Regions from separate parts of the Homo sapiens genome. Here region 1 is linked to region 2. A link is a loop called in an ENCODE intact Hi-C map of the cell type or tissue named here. Cell type or tissue: endothelial cell of umbilical vein. All regions are shown on one strand. Links, peaks and the distances in the headings refer to the core of each region. The heading gives the core; the rest is flanking DNA.

Region 1 (7,837 bases), core at 1,624-6,623, 71 kb after region 2:
AGACACTACTTGCCAGATGTCAGCCCATCTCATGCCCCTCTGCTGTCCCTCCATCCTCCCCAAGTCATAGTGCAGCCTGCAGGTCCCTGCAACTCCCACATCCAACTTCCTCATTGCCATTCCTATCTCATCACATCCCTGACCCTGCTTTAAATTCCTCAGTAACTTCCTTTTTCTATCAGGTAAAGACCAAAGTCATATCATGCAATGCTCTCAGATCTAACCCTGTCTGCCTCTGAAGCTTTGTCTCACTTTGCCTTTCCCTTCAGACTTTGTAGTTAGGCCCCCAAAAAATATTGTGCCACTTCACCCTTCCCAGAAAGCTCTCTATAAGCCCGCACATCTGCCCAACTTCTCCCCACTCCTCAATCAAGACCAGACCCAGGTTTCTTCCAAGTGAGATCTCCCTATGTCTCCCACGTGGCTCTTCTATGCCTTGGTTGGGCCTCTGGTACAGAAGGCACAGTGCAATTCTGTTTACACATCTGTCTTCCAGACAAAAACCGGAGGGCGTTGCAACCATGCTTCCTCGTGCTACACCCGGAGCGCCTAGCAAAATGCTGGGGACACAGCATCAAATGTCTATGTCAATCTTGCTTGGATGAACACTCCCAATCCTCTGAAGCAGAAAGCTGTCCATCCTAGGCAATAAATATAAGCACCAGAAAAACATCATTCTTCTTGGATACACTTTCAGGCTAGGGAATTGTTCCCCTACTAATTTCCCACTTGGGGTTTCTTCCTTCAACCATTTGTTCCTAGAGTGCTTTACTATAAGTCAGGCACTGTACTAGATGGGTGGGAGGGAGGGAGGGAAATAAAGTTATCAGGGAGCTTAAAGCCTATAGGGGAGATTCTATAACCCCAAACACAGCATTCGACAGTCATTACTCCACACTATTTAGTATTGTACACATAGGTAATACATCTCTATACACTCAATGTTTTTACTTAACCCCATTTGCCTACTAAAGTCATTCTGTTGCCTTGAGCCTACACCAACACAAAGGTGAGAATGGAGGTGCCAATAAATGAAACCTGTTATCTACAGATAAGAAATCAAACCTCAATTCTAGTGGTAGAAAGAACTAAGGAGACGGGCTAGCCCAGTATCTTCATTTTACAGAACAAGGGGCCCATGACAGAAACAGGTTACATGAATTGCCTGGGGTTCCCCCAATTGGTACACTGCTGAAACAGATTTTGAACCCAGATCTCTTAAGTCTTACCTCAATTCACGTACCCTCTTTCTTGTCCCTTACCCAGCTGTTAGTAACATGTCTCTCATGGTGTGTTACATTCGGTCCAACATCCATATGAAAAACTGAACTAGTGTTTCTTGGGGCAGAGGAAATGACAAAAGCCAAAGGCAATAAGACACCACCATATAATCTCATAACCAAAAGCTACCCTCAGCTGCTAACATTTTTAGCATTTGTGGTAGGACAGAATTATTGGTCCCAATTCTTCACTCCCTGGTAATTGTATTTCTATGGCCTCTTGTCGGTAAAGTACACTTTTCTCCTTCTTGATTCAAGAGATGCTATGGCTAATGGGATGCTAGGGAATCTGATGCTGGCAGAGACTTGAAACATACTCATACAGTCAGGCTTGCCCTCTTGCACATGACACTACCATGAGAAGAACTTACCCTAGTCGCTCACCTTCCAGCCAAGGCCTCAAAGTGAGACACATGGAGTAGGCTGCTGCAGGGAATCTCATACATGTGAGCAAGAAATAAATACATACAGTTGCATGCCACTGAGACTTTTGGGGTTATTTGTTATGGAGCAAAAGCTAACTGATACAATGTGTTATCCTTCAAGTCAAAAATGCATATTTCTCCTTGTCTGTCACTAATGTAACCCCTCAGAGTATTAGCTTGTTGTTAAAGTAGCAATCACCTTATTCTTTTTCTATTTTACATTTTATTGATTTCTCCAGGCTATCTTTTTTTCAGATTCTCTTCAGAAAAGAACATTGTCTACAAATTGAAGTGTCATCTCCAAGGCTTTTCCTGATTCTTAAGGTAGGTATTATATAAGAGGGTGGCAACAAATGTTATCCTTTCAGTGTCACGTCACAAAATGCCTCCTTTTTCCTTCAAAGCAGTAAAGTAAGATTTGTCATGATCATGGTTAATTTATTAAAGATAATTTTCAGCTCATATGATGGATCCTAGAGATAGGTGGGAAGGGGGTACGTGTATCTTCACTGCAGGTACTAAAGATTTTTAAAAGCTGTTTTAAAACCTTCAGCTGAAATAAATGTTAAAATACAATGACTTTTGGTATTTTTAATGGGCCTCCAAATCAGGGTAACTTTAAACAATGACATTCAATGTAAATGTCCTTCAATTGTGCCATTTTCCCATTCCAGCACACAGCTCAATGTCATTAAAACTACTCAAATTTAATTAATTATCGTTATCATTTGTAATTTTTGAAGCTCAGTAGACCTGAAATAAAATTACGTTTGGATGACAAAACATATTATGCAATAAAGTCATCTGGAGGGTAGAATACCAAACTGGGAGCCTACTGCTTCTTTTTTCTTCTGCTTGCCATGACAAGGTTAATTTGTTTGCTTTCTTTATTCTTCCTTCTGTTTTACAAAGGAGAGGCATACACTTACTTTGGAAAGGATGTAATTTTTTATATCAGTCTACACTGTATTAATATGCCTAGAATGTGTATAGAATTATGCATGAGTATTTGTAAATGTAAGTCTGTTTACTCAAAACCATAGAAAATACAGGTTTCAGTGCATCCTTCTTTTGATGTCAAAGGAGTATGTGATTTTCTCAGGAAAATGAAGGCTAATTTCTTCAATTCTGGACTGTAGATAATTAGGATTGACTATAAAAACAAGAGTTAAACATGTCTTCCTATTTTTGAACCAAGGCCAGTAGAATAGCACTGTCTTCAAGGAAAACTTTATTTGCATATATTCAAACTCACGCCTAAAGAAATTCTTCAGGGTGGGGGGGAAAAAAATTCCTCAAGGCCCAGGATTTTAACCTGGAGCCCATGGACAGAACTCAAGGGATTCATGACCTTGGATAGGAAAAAACACATTTTTATGAGCCGCTCATTAAAATTCAGCATTTTTTCCAATTACGAATGTAGGCAACACATCACAGTATTGGCAGTACCTGTGACTTTGACACCAATAGAAATCGGATGCCTTCACATTACAGTTGCTGTCAAAAACTCAAAATATTGTTTATTCATCTCCACCTCAAAATTATGGTGACCCGCCACTAAATATTATTTAATGTATTGATAAAGAAGCACATCTATTACCCTACGACAATTTTCACAACTGTATTCGACGTAACTGCTTTCCTTTGCAATCACATGTAATTTAATATTATGTACCCTGCGACACTGAGGACACGCTGCATCCACCTGCCACACCCTCACTCCTCAGCTGCCCGTTTTTATTAACTAAGGACATCCGGGGTGCTTTTTGTGGAAGCATGAGCATACTGTACTGAGGGAAGGGAGAGGAGATAACAACCTATTTATATATGTCTATAACAGTGAAATTTTAAAAAATGGTAATTATGATGAGGCATCTGTCTATTTGGCACCATCTAAAACCAGCAAGCAATAATTGTACAACAAGGGGGTGTTTAGTGTGTGAGGTTTAGGACATTGTGCCAGAAAACCTAAAGCATCCAAGTTGTAAAACATTGTAATAAGCAGGTAATCCTAGGCCCAGCGTCCAAGTTTCTGCCCTAACCTGTTCCTTATGATTATGATTTTAAAACATCCCAGTGTCAGCAGGTTCACTGTGAGTCAGACCTGAAATAATAAATGGCTTATTTTCCATCCTGATGGAGGAAATACATCATGGCTCATTGTGGCTCACTTAACTGAGGCTGTTTTTACAGGAAAATATAAAAATAACTAAGTCATTCTGCCTTACCATTTTTATTTTAAATTTTTTTATTAACAAAGCTCTATACTACAATCCATTTTAAAAAGAAAAAGCATGTTTCAATATAGGCTATAAAAACAATAGCTCACAAATATCTAGAAGGAAAAATAATATAAACTCAGAAAATTATGCTTGTAACCAACGAATACCCTGCTTTGCCAGGATAACCAATTAAATGCATTCACTACATCAAGATAAACTGCTGCTTATTTAAATGGTCAACCACATGGTAATGCTGTTAAAAGACAGCCAAAATCTTCTACCAGTATTCATTAAGGTTGCCAGGCCTTAAAAACCACATGTATCTATACACATACATCTACATAAATTCCAGAATGCAAAGTCTTACTTGTTGCAAACTCTCAACTGAACGTGAGGAGAAAAGTTGTATCTTCATCAAAAATAAATGCTTATTCAGTGGCATCAATACTGCACATAGGCTGTAAAACTCATCGTGACTGAGGATAAAATGAGTGAGCAATATATTCTCAGAACAATGAGTTTTGTTCTACCCTGTTACATAAACAAGTTCTATGTGACCTCACGGCTTTTAGATATGATTTATGACACCATGTCAGAATGCAATCTTATTTGTTACCCAAAACTGTGCTAGAGTGCTACCCCTATGGTGGGTTCAGACATTATTTAAAACAAACAAACAAATAAACAAACTTAAGACAGCACCACTGTAACCAATACAAGGTTACTAGGTACACACAGTGTGTATTTCAGGATATGACCAATAAATTTAGAATCATATATAAGGTCCTCAGTGTGTAATACAAATTTGAAGATAAAAATATTCATCGCTTCTGCTGATTTCGTACATTAAAACAGTTACGCCATAATTCTATCCCATCTCCTTGAAACAGTGATGCAGAGGGGAACCCTGCTAGAGGGGTTCACGTGGACTTAAATGCCCATTCCCTCCTCACCTGACTCTTCTTGTGCCCCTAAACATGGATGGCATGATAGGGAAAGAACACATCTAAAACACACGGAAGCTGTGTTTGGGAGAGAGGACGGTGCTCAGCACTCTCTCACGAGCCCTGTTATTTCCCTCCTCCCATCACAGCTACAGTACTGTCAACAGTAAAATGTAAAAACCCTAAAACCTAGGCTGGGCACAGTGGCTCACGCCTGTAAATCCCAGCACAGTGGGAGGCCAAGTTGAGTGGATCACTTGAGCCCAGGAGTTCAAAACTACCCTGGGCAACATGGCAAAACCCCGTCTCTACTGAAAATACAAAAAATGAGCCATGTGTGGTGGTGCATGCCTTTAGTCTCAGCCACTGAGGAGGCTGAGGTGGGAGGTTTGTTTGAGCCCAGGAGGCGGGGGTTGAGCCAAGATCACGCCACTGCACTCCAGCGTGGGAGACACAGTGAGACCCTGTCTCAATAAATAAATAAACAAACAAATAAAAATAAAAATAAAAACTCTACTAGAGGGCTAGGTTTTGCCCTGCCTTTTTACAGGCCTACTGAAAACAAGGTCAGTAGACTGAAAGGGCCAGCAGAAAACACAATGACTCAAGGGTTACAGTTATCCATCTTCCATTTATCAGCTGTCATGCCATAGAGACCTTGGATCTCCCCAACAAAATCCAGGCTTCCCCACCTCTCCTACAGGGTTCTAGAAAGCTCAAATGGACAGAGCACAGCAGGCAGACAGTATATCACAGACACAGCTACGAAGATAAAGTGCCATGTATGATGGCAAAAATGTTACAGGGTCTCCATGAAATTATCAGGATGACACCTCAGGTTTTTAACCTAAGAAAACAGAAGAGACTTGTGTGTGTGTTACACATATGTACGTATACACACACGTGCGTTCGCAAGCATGCCTAAGGAGATTTCTTTCAAAAAGAAGGCTGGCCCAACAATTTCAGTGGCCAAGAAATTTTATCATCCCAGGCACAACATTTCTTGTTTGCTTGATGTCAATTCCATGTACAGTAGTCCTTCCCTGAGCTTTCACTTTCCACCTTTTTGAGTTACCTGCAGTACAACACAGTAAGATATTTTGAGAGAGAGAGAAACCACATTCATCTATCTTTTATTACATTATACTGTTATTATTGGTCTGTTTTATTATTAGTTATTGTTGTTAATCTCTTACTCTGCCTAATGTATAACTATCATAGGTATGTAGGTATAGGGAAAAACGTAGTATACACAGGGTCTGATACTATCCAGTTTCAGGCACTCACTGTGGGTCCTGGAACTATCTCCCTCCTATAAAGGAGGACTACTGTGTATCGGTTTATCTACAATTTTAATGGCAACGTTTTAAAAGAGGAATGACCCACAAACTCCACTTTCCCTGCCCTCGTATTCCTTTCACCAGCAAGACAGAGGTGAAGAATTAAACTTTAATCAGCCACAATTTGAAGAAGGCTGTAAGATGATCTCCAGTATTTGAACCTTGAAATCTGGGTAAAAAAGAACACCTCATGCCTGTAAACCCCATCTCTCCATCAGGATTATCACTTGGTCAATAAGAGATAGCAAAGTCAAAAGTGTCCTCTTTTTGGAGGTGGTGTGTGTGTTGGAGGGCAGGGTCTCTGTAAGAACAGCTATAAGTAAAAGAGATATGGTGAAAGGTCACTAGTCTGTCATCTCTCTCTTCCTGAGGCACATAAGGATGTGACATAGTTACATGTGGTTTGCAAGAGGGCTCCTCCCTTTACAATCTGCTTCTCCGACACCCCTAATCTAATCAATTTTTATTTTCAGTTTGGTGTTTAAAAAAAAAAAAGTTACCACACAGAAAGGACTTTAAGTCTGAAATGTTAATCACATCAAAGTCTGGAACTTCAAAGTTGCAGTTCCCACACCAAGAGCAGCTCCGGTCCCCATCTGCAGTTTGAGTGTTAATCTAGATGGTAGTTTCTCTGATTTAAGACCTTGTTTTATGTGTACAGGGAGTGTGGCCAAGTCACAGGCACTACGAATTTGAATTTCCTGACTCTCACTTGGTTTAGTGGATGATTACGGCGTCAGCATGTGCATTTGAAACAGGTCCCCAAAGAGGAAGCACATTCAGGTCACTTGAACAAACACAAGCGTGAGCCACACCAGAGCCCTCCAGCTGACTGCCTAGCAGCAGTTACACGGTCTCCCATCAGGACCCTGTGACCAGAACTACCAGGCAGCTTTCATGGAACTGAAGTTGGATCCTCACGGCTGGTACCATTAAATGGCTTGTTTTTCTAAGAACCTGTGAAGAGCTTTAACAGACAGAAGAAAGTAAATCAGACCTCTCCTTAAAAAGAAAAAATAAAGGGTGAAAAAACTAGCACTCAACCCGGTATTTTAACTACTGGCAGTTGCCTTTCTTCTACCATGCAACACAGTGGTTTCCAAAGGTATTTTCCAGAAGTTCTGGTTCCTGATTTCAGTGGCTACTCTATTTCAGGAATAAGGACAAAACTCAATACAGAGACAAATGTTGGAAAAGTCCCAGGGAACTAACCTGGCACCAGCAGTTCTGTGCAAGTCCACCCGGCCAGGCCAGGATGCATCTAAAAGCCAAACAGTTTGCTGTGTGCTTGCTTCTCATCGTCTTCGTCTCCTCTAGCAGCTGGAAATTTTAAAGCTAGATATGTTTAACCACCAGGAAACATGCTGACCATGAGCTCAGTCCTCTTCAGAAAGTCAAGAGCACTGCAGGGAATAGGACCTCTTTTCAAAGTGTGATTCTGCAACACAATGGCACCATATTTAATTCATCTGAACATTCTACTTAGCAAGAGGGACCTACAGGACTCAAGGTCACTGGAGTTGCAAGCAGCCTGAAAACATGGTCAATGACGTTTCATTTTGTAAAGAGGAAAACTAAGGAACTGAGGGGACAGCAAATCTTCACGTAGAAGATTTTGTTACTGAG
Region 2 (7,837 bases), core at 1,743-6,742:
GGCCAGGCCTGACATCGGGTCCACCCAGATGCCAACCTTCCTTACTGCTCCTCTCCAGCGCCTCAGCCAGCTCCCAGCCTGGGACCCAGAAAGGCCCAGAGCCCGCGCTCATGCCAGCACACGATATCTTCGGTACTAATCCCCGGATTTCATTAATCTCTATCACAGGTCCAAAGAGGAGGGGTCGCTGAGGCTGGGCTAATCTCCCTCCCGAGTTTGACTTCCAACTTTCCATGAAGGCCTTAGCCCTATTGCATCCCATGGGACCAAGTAAAAACCTTAGGCTCCCAGAAGATCAAGGGGATGTTTATCTGGCATCTAGGGATCAACTTCTGGAAGAAAAAAATACAGCAATATATCTAAATCCATTTCTTCAGGAAATTAATGAATGGAAGGGCTGCTCTTAGCAGAGTCTCCAGAACTGAATATGCAGAGGGCTTAAGGGTTCCTTTTCTAAGTAAGAGCTGTCTCACTGCTTCCTTTTTTTATTTTTTTTTTTTTTTTATTTTTTATTTTTGTGAGACAGGGTCTTGCTTTGCCACCCAGGCCGGAGTGCAGTGGCACAATCATGGCTCACTGTATCCTGGACCTCCTGGGCTCACACAATCCTCCTTCCTCAGCTCCCAAGTAGCTAAGACTACAGGCACGTGCCCCCACACCTGGCTCTTTTTTTTTTTCTTTCTTTCTTTCTTTTTTTTTTTTTTTTTTTTTTTTTTTTTTTTTTTTGTAGAGAGGGGGTTTCGCTATGTTTCCCAGGCTGGTCTCTAATTCCTGACCTCAAGTGATCCGCCCACCTTGGCCTCCCAAAGCGCTGGGGTTACAGGCGTGAGGTTACAGGCCAAGCCCTTAAATTATTCAAAGCTAAAGTTCTACTCCCAAGACCCCAAGGTTAACCGAAGTCCAGAAGTCCTCCGGTACCTGAAATACCTCACAGCTGCTAGGCTTTATGGCTGTTGTCAGACTGTTCAAACACAAACAGAGCCAAATATCCTGCCAGCCAGCACGGACCTGCTCCCAAGAATCATGTGTTATGGTTTCCATCACACCCAGCCATCAAGTCCTGTTTGAGCTTGTCATCCCTGCAAGCCATGTGACTGCTGGCACCTACCTGGGTCACATTTGCCTCTTCCCTTGGGACACAGCTTTTTGCAAAAAGGCCATAGCCACTTGCTAGGATGAGTCAGAAGTTCCTCAAATCTCCTGACACAACTCAGGGGCAAAGAGAAAGGGACAGCAAACAGGCCCAGCAGGGGCTGTCTAGCCATGACATAAGAAGCCAGCACATATCTTTAGAGGAGCGTTCAGCTCCGAATCCCAACCTGCTTCACAAACACCTGGGGCAAACTCCAGAGATGGCATTTCCACTGGCAATGACAGGAATCGGGCCAAACACCACACATCCCCCTGGACACTCTTGACGTTCAATACATTCACAGAAGCTTCCTTGACCACTCCTGGGCCCTGTGACCCTATCAGGCCAAGGAGCTGGTTCACAGAAAGTGAAAGATTCTGACAAGCAGAGTATTTTCCCTCTGAGCAGGTGTGGTTCCTCACTGAAACAGGAATCCTCTTTATTCCACAAGCGAGACACAGAACAAACAGTGCCCCAGGCCGGAGAACTGAGGCCAGACCTGCTTCCCAGGTGACCCCGGTGTCCACAAAATAAATGCCCCTGTAGGATGGGGATCATCCGCCTGCCTCTTTGCACACACTAGTCTCCTGGCCATTCTCCTGCGAAGGCCTCAACCTCCCAAAGCCCTTTAAAAGATAACATTTTTTCCATCCCCTTTTAATTATCTTGAGCCAATGGGGACAGGTTCAGACTCTGTCCCTGATTACTTTGATGGGTAAATCCCCTGCTGCTCGGCTGAGGAGGGCTCTCAGTAACCTCAGTCCAGCCATCCAGCTCCCCACAGCCCCGCCGCCAGGAAGAGCCTGGCTCCACAACCCCGTGCCAGGCCCTTGACTTCCAGCCAAGCGTACCCACTCACTCTTTTCCTGTGCTTTCCTGATTTTTAAAAGAGCTGGCACGGGGGCTCATGCTTGTAATCCTGGCACTTTGGGAGGCCAAGACCAGAGGATCTCTTGAGCCCAGGAGTTCGAGACCAGCCTGGCCAACATAGAGAGACTCCCATCTCTGCAAAACAATTAAAATAGAAAGATTATTGGGTGGGTGCAGCATACCAATATGGCACATGTATACATATGTAACAAACCCACACATTGTGCACATGTACCCTAGAACTTAAAGTATAATAATAATAATAATAATATATATATAAAAGATTATTGGGGCCAGACGTGGTGATTCATGCCTGTAATCCCAGCACTTTGGGAAGCTGAGGCAGGCAGATCATCTGAGGTCAGGAGTTCGAGACAAGCCTGGCCAACATGGTGAAACCCCATTTCTACTAAAAATACAAAAATCATCCAAGTGTGGTGGTGGGCTCCTGTAGTCCCAGCTACTTGGGAGGCTGAGGCAGGAGAATTGCTTGAACCCAGGAGGCAGAGATTGCAGCGAGTTGAGATCACGCCACTGCATTCCAGCCTGGGCAACAGAGCGAGACTCCCTCTCAAAAAAAAAAAAAAGATTATTGGGTGTGGTGGTGCGTACCTGTAATGCCAGACACTTGGGAGGCTGGGGCAGGAGAATCCATTGAGTGCAGGAGTTTGAGTCTGCAGTGAGCCATGACAGTGACACTGAACTCCAGCTGGGGCAACAGAGTGAGACTCTGTCTTGGGGAAAAAAAAAGTAGGAAAGAGAGTTTTTACATACCCTTCATCCAGCTTCTCCTACTGTTAATGACTTACATACTGATAGTACAATAATCAAAACCAAGAAATTAACTCTGGTATGATACTGTTACCTATACTTGGATTTCACCAGATTCTCCACTAATGTCTTCTTTTTCTGTTTCAAGATCCAATCCAGGATCCTTTGCTGCATTTATCCTCATGTGCTCTGCAAGCTGAGACAGTTCCTCTGTGTTTTCTTGTCCTTCAGGACCTTGACAATTTGTAAGAGTCCTAGTCAGATATTTTGTAGGATATCCCTTAACTTGGGTTTGTCTGATGTGTTTTCTCACCATTAAACAGGTTATACATTTCTGGCAAGATTCCCACAGAGGTGACGTGCCCTTTTCAGTGCATCATATAAGAAAGTATATGAGGAAACTGAGGCCCAAGAGCTTAAATAATTTCCTCAAAGGCAAATGGCTAATAATGGACAGAGCTGGTACTCAAGTTTGCACAACTAAAAAGGCGTTGGTCTTTTTACCTTTCCCTAACTTCCAGAATGTAGAAACCATACTTTAAGCAATATACAGGTTATGTAATACATGAAACACAGTGTGCTATATTATTGCAGGTACAATATGGATATACAGGCCAGGCGCGGTGGCTCACGCCTGTAATCCCAACACTTTGGGAGGCCAAGTAGGGTGGATCATTTGAGGCCAGGAGTTCAAGACCAGCCTGTCCAACATGGTGAAACCCTGTCTCTACTAAAAATACAAAAATTAGCCAGGCGTGGTGGCATGTGCCTGTAATCCCAGCTACTAGGGAGGCTGAGGCACGAGAATCACTTGAGCCTGGGAGGTGGAGGTTGCAGTGAGCTGAGATGGCACCACTGCACTCCAGCCTGGGCAACAGAGTGAGACCCTGTCTCAAAAAAAAAGTACATGATGTCGATTTATCTTACCACTGGTGATGATAATCTTGATCATTTGGCAAAAGTGGTATCTTCCAGGTTTTTCCACTGTAATCTCATTCTTTTCCCCCTTTATAATTAGAAAATATTTGAGGGGAGATGCTTTGTAGATTTGGAGATGCTTTGATTATGTAGATATCCTATTTCTCCCTTTTGCCCTCTAACTTACCATTCATCAGTAGATCTTTCTAAGGCAATTATTACTGTGATATTTTAAGGGTGATCTTCCATTTCCCTCTTATGCAATAGAAGAAAAGTAACGGGTAACTATTGTGTATAAACAGGGTGTCCACGTGATTTGTCATTCAAACCAGGACACTTTTGAAAGTGAAAGAGGGTACTGTTAATAACTACAGTATGGCAACAAGCGTAAGTTTGTCCTGGGAAAACTGGGATGCACAGTCACTCTATGTGTAAAATTGACTCTCCAGCTCAAAACAACAGAGACGGGTCAACATTTACTGAAAGTATCTGTATCTTCGAGAAAATCAACAGCAATCTTTGGTGGGGTTTTGAGGGGAAACAGATCATCTTATAGCTGAGTTAAATGTGCAAAGGAATAGAAACTGCTGGCTTGTGGAAGATAATTGTGAAAGAGAATCAAGGGCTAGGAAGCAGAAGCCATAAGCAGCCTAATATACAAGAAATAATCCCCCTCGTCCAATCAAGAGAGAATGCAAACCTGCCTATGAACCAGCTGAAAAGTATCTGTTCCTGCGAAAGGGACTAGTATGTCGCATAAACTCATTAGTCTTTCAAACCCTAAACACTTTCTTCTCTCATATCAAGGCCAATTTTGAGTATTCTGTTTAATAATTTCCTTCACACATCTAGTCACTTAGATCATTTCCTTTTAGAAGACACTAAGCCACGAAGAAGGTAAAATGGGGAATCTCACCAGGGAGGGCGTGTTCCCTCTGATGGTGTTCTCCTATATTTATTTGGAAAAGGTTTCAGACCCCAGCATCTGCCCAAGCTGTCTCCAGTTGGTCTATAGTGGGAAACACCTCTTTGGCACAAAGTCATGACCCAGTATTATTTTTTCCCATTCTACTGAGGAGGAAACGGAGCCTTTGTGAGGGGCAAAGGATCTGTTTAAATTCCTGACTTGACACAGTAAGCGGCCAGAGTAGGGATGACTCATGCTGTAGCTATGGGCCTCCTCTTTCAACTTTAATGGGAATAGTCAACATCCTATTATTTGAATGTTTATCCTGGGTTCATATTATTTCACACAGCGAAAGGCATTTAATGGTAGAAATATTTTCAAACCTAAAAAGTTAAAGGAGAGGAAAATCTTCCACATATCCATACTGGAGACAATGGCGTGGAAGAAACCCGTACGGAAGATCAGAGATTGTTTGATAAATCTGTCACCTTATGTGGAAAGCCATAGTGTCTATGAATAATAATTTCCAGCTCAGAGGATCTGATGAGTGCTTCAGTTAGACCCTGCCCCCAGAGTGCTCAGAACATAATGATTATTTTTCTTGTTGTTGTAAATATTAATAAGCAACAACTGTAGCCTAACACTGTGCGGAAAACTTAAAAACTAGTGATACAAAGCAGATAAATAACTCTAGAAATTATTCCGGGCATTCCTGGAGCTATTCAAGATAGAGGATAGGGCATCCAAATAGTCATTTCAAGGAATTATAACCACAAGAGTTTTCAGCTAATGAATTTAGAAGAAATGGTAGAACTGGGCCAGGCATGGTGGCTCATGCCTGTAATCCCAGCACTTTGACTGAGGCAGGCGGATCACCTGAGGTCAGGAGTTCAAGACCAGCCTGGCCAACATGGCGGACACCCATCTCTATTCAAAATACAAAAATTAGCTGGGTGTGCTGGCATGTGCCTGTAGTCCCAGCTACTTGGGAGGCTGAGGCACGAGAATCACTTGAAGCTGGAACCCAGGAGGCAGAGGTTGCAGTGAGCTGAGATCACGCCAGTGCTCTCCAGCCTGGGAGACAGACCAAGACTCTGTCTCAAACAAAAAAAAAGGAAGAAGAAATGGTAGAATTAGAATATCACCATTTTGTAATCTTCATGAAATAATGACAATAACAATGGTCATCAATGGCTGCTAATATCATACAAAAGGCAAGTGGACATCATGTGCTTCCCACCCTGTCTAGTCGCAGAATACTATAAAGTATTCTTGACAAAGACTGGACCTAGGCTAGGCGCAGTGGCTCACGCCTGTAATCCCAGCACTTGGGAGGCCAAGGTGGGTGGATCACCTGAAGTCAGGAGTTCGAGACCAGCCTGACCAACATGGCGAAACCCTGTCTCTACTAAAAATACATCAATTAGCTGGGTGTAGTGGCAGGTGCCTGTAATCCCAGCTACTCAGGAGGCTGAGGCAGGAGAATCGCTTGAACCTGGGAGGCGGAGGTTGCAGTGAGCTGAGAGCTTACCATTGCACTCCAGCCTGGGTGACAAGAGCAAGACTCCATCTCCAAAAAAGAAAGAAAAAAAAAAAGAAAAAAAAGACTGGACCTAAATATGACCAAGCCTCTAGATCTAGTTTTCAGGTTACACAGGGGCAGAGAAATATACTAATGGCACCATGAGGATAAAATCAGCAAAGTCCAAACTATGAGACACGCTACAAATGACACAGTTTCTTAAAAACAGTACCAAAAAAAAAAATGGGGGTGACCTGTACACTAAGAAAAACTCTTAGAATACATATCAAAAAAAGCAATGTATTGCCAGGCATAATGGCTCACGCCTGTAATCCCAGCACTTTGGGAGGCCGAGGCAGGCAGATCACGAGGTCAGGAGTTCAAGACCAGCCTGGCCAACATGGTGAAACCCTGTCTCTACTAAAAATACAAAAAAATTAGCCAGGCGTGCACCTGTAATCCCAGCTACTCGGGAGGCTAAGGCAGGAGAATTGCTTGAACCTGGAAGGCGGAGGTTGCAGTGAGCCGAGATTGTACCACTGCACTCCAGCCTGGATGACAGAATAAGACTCTGTCTCAGAAAAAAAAAAAAAAGCAATGTATTATAATATGGATGTTATCTGGATTCTAATTTGTATTAACAAATCATAAGAAAAACCTAAAAAGTAAGTGAGAAAATGTGAACATTGTGCTAACTGGGTATTTGATAATATTAAGAAATTTTATTCTTTATGTATTATGCTGCGTTTTGTGGTTATGCTTTTCTTGTTGTTGCTTTTTTTAGTTTCTGTGCACATATATAAACACAATGTCATTAGAAGAAAACATAAGAGAATACAGGGGAAAGTAAAGATTTCTTGATGAAGACACAGAAAGCACAAATCACAAAAGAAAAAAAGTAATAAATTGAACTTCATCAAAATTTAAAATTGTTCATCAAAAGGCACTCAAGAAAATAGGTAACATTAGGAGAAAATATGTGCAACACCTGTGTCTGAATATATATTATATCTAATCTATATCATGTACAAAGATATTACATACTTATATACACATACATTCCTATAGCTTATATGCAGAATATATACAGACCTCCTACAACTCAATAAAAAAACAAAAAATAATAAAATAATAAAAAGACAATGCAATTTAAACATGGATAAAATACTTGAATAGACACTTCACAAGACATACAAATGGTCAATAAGCACATGAAAAAGCATTCACCATCATAATCATCAGGGAAATGCAAGTTAAAATCATAATAAGATACCACTACAAACACTAAAATAGCTAAAATTAACAAGATGAAAAATACCAGATTTTGGAGAGGACATGGAACAACCAGAACTCTCATGCATTGCTGGTGGGAGTGTAAACTGGTACAGCCACTTTGGAAAACCATTTGGCATTTTCTTAAAAAATTGAATATACCTATGATCCTGCAATCACATTCCTAAGTATCCCACTCAAGAGAAATGAAAATATAATGCCCACAAAAAAAATGTGTACAAAAGTGTGTATAGCACCTTTATCCATAATAGTCAAAAATTGGAAATAGCCCAGATGTCTATCAACAGAAGAATGGATAAACCAACTGGTATATCTACACATTGCAATACTACTTAAAAATAAAAAGGACCTAGCTGGGCGTGGTGGCTCACGCCTGTAATCCCAGCACTTTGGGAGGCTGAGGTGAGTGGATCACTTGAGGTCA

Evidence for each region. Peaks named below come from ENCODE experiments on the same cell type or tissue, not always from the same donor. Only the 100,000 strongest peaks of a DNase experiment are listed, where the experiment ranks them.
Region 1: it touches region 2 in a loop (4-fold over the local background); 1 of 110 quality-filtered maps calls a loop at or near these places.

Annotation. Positions count from the first base shown.
Region 1 is chr13:40,606,727-40,614,563 of GRCh38, forward strand. All of the region lies in intron 1 of FOXO1 (forkhead box O1), which reads right to left. Among named protein-coding and RNA genes, the nearest start is that of FOXO1, 56 kb to the right of the region's middle. RefSeq lists an enhancer at 6,570-6,619. In endothelial cell of umbilical vein, for the core only: no CTCF peak of the experiment used is centred there; DNase peaks (open chromatin) are centred at 3,825 and 4,475; H3K27ac peaks cover 3,910 bases.
Region 2 is chr13:40,535,744-40,543,580 of GRCh38, forward strand. No RefSeq gene overlaps it. Among named protein-coding and RNA genes, the nearest start is that of LINC00598, 59 kb to the left of the region's middle. RefSeq lists a silencer at 1,829-2,123 and enhancers at 4,439-4,988, 4,989-5,538, 5,539-6,086. In endothelial cell of umbilical vein, for the core only: no CTCF peak of the experiment used is centred there; a DNase peak (open chromatin) is centred at 4,838; H3K27ac peaks cover 1,965 bases.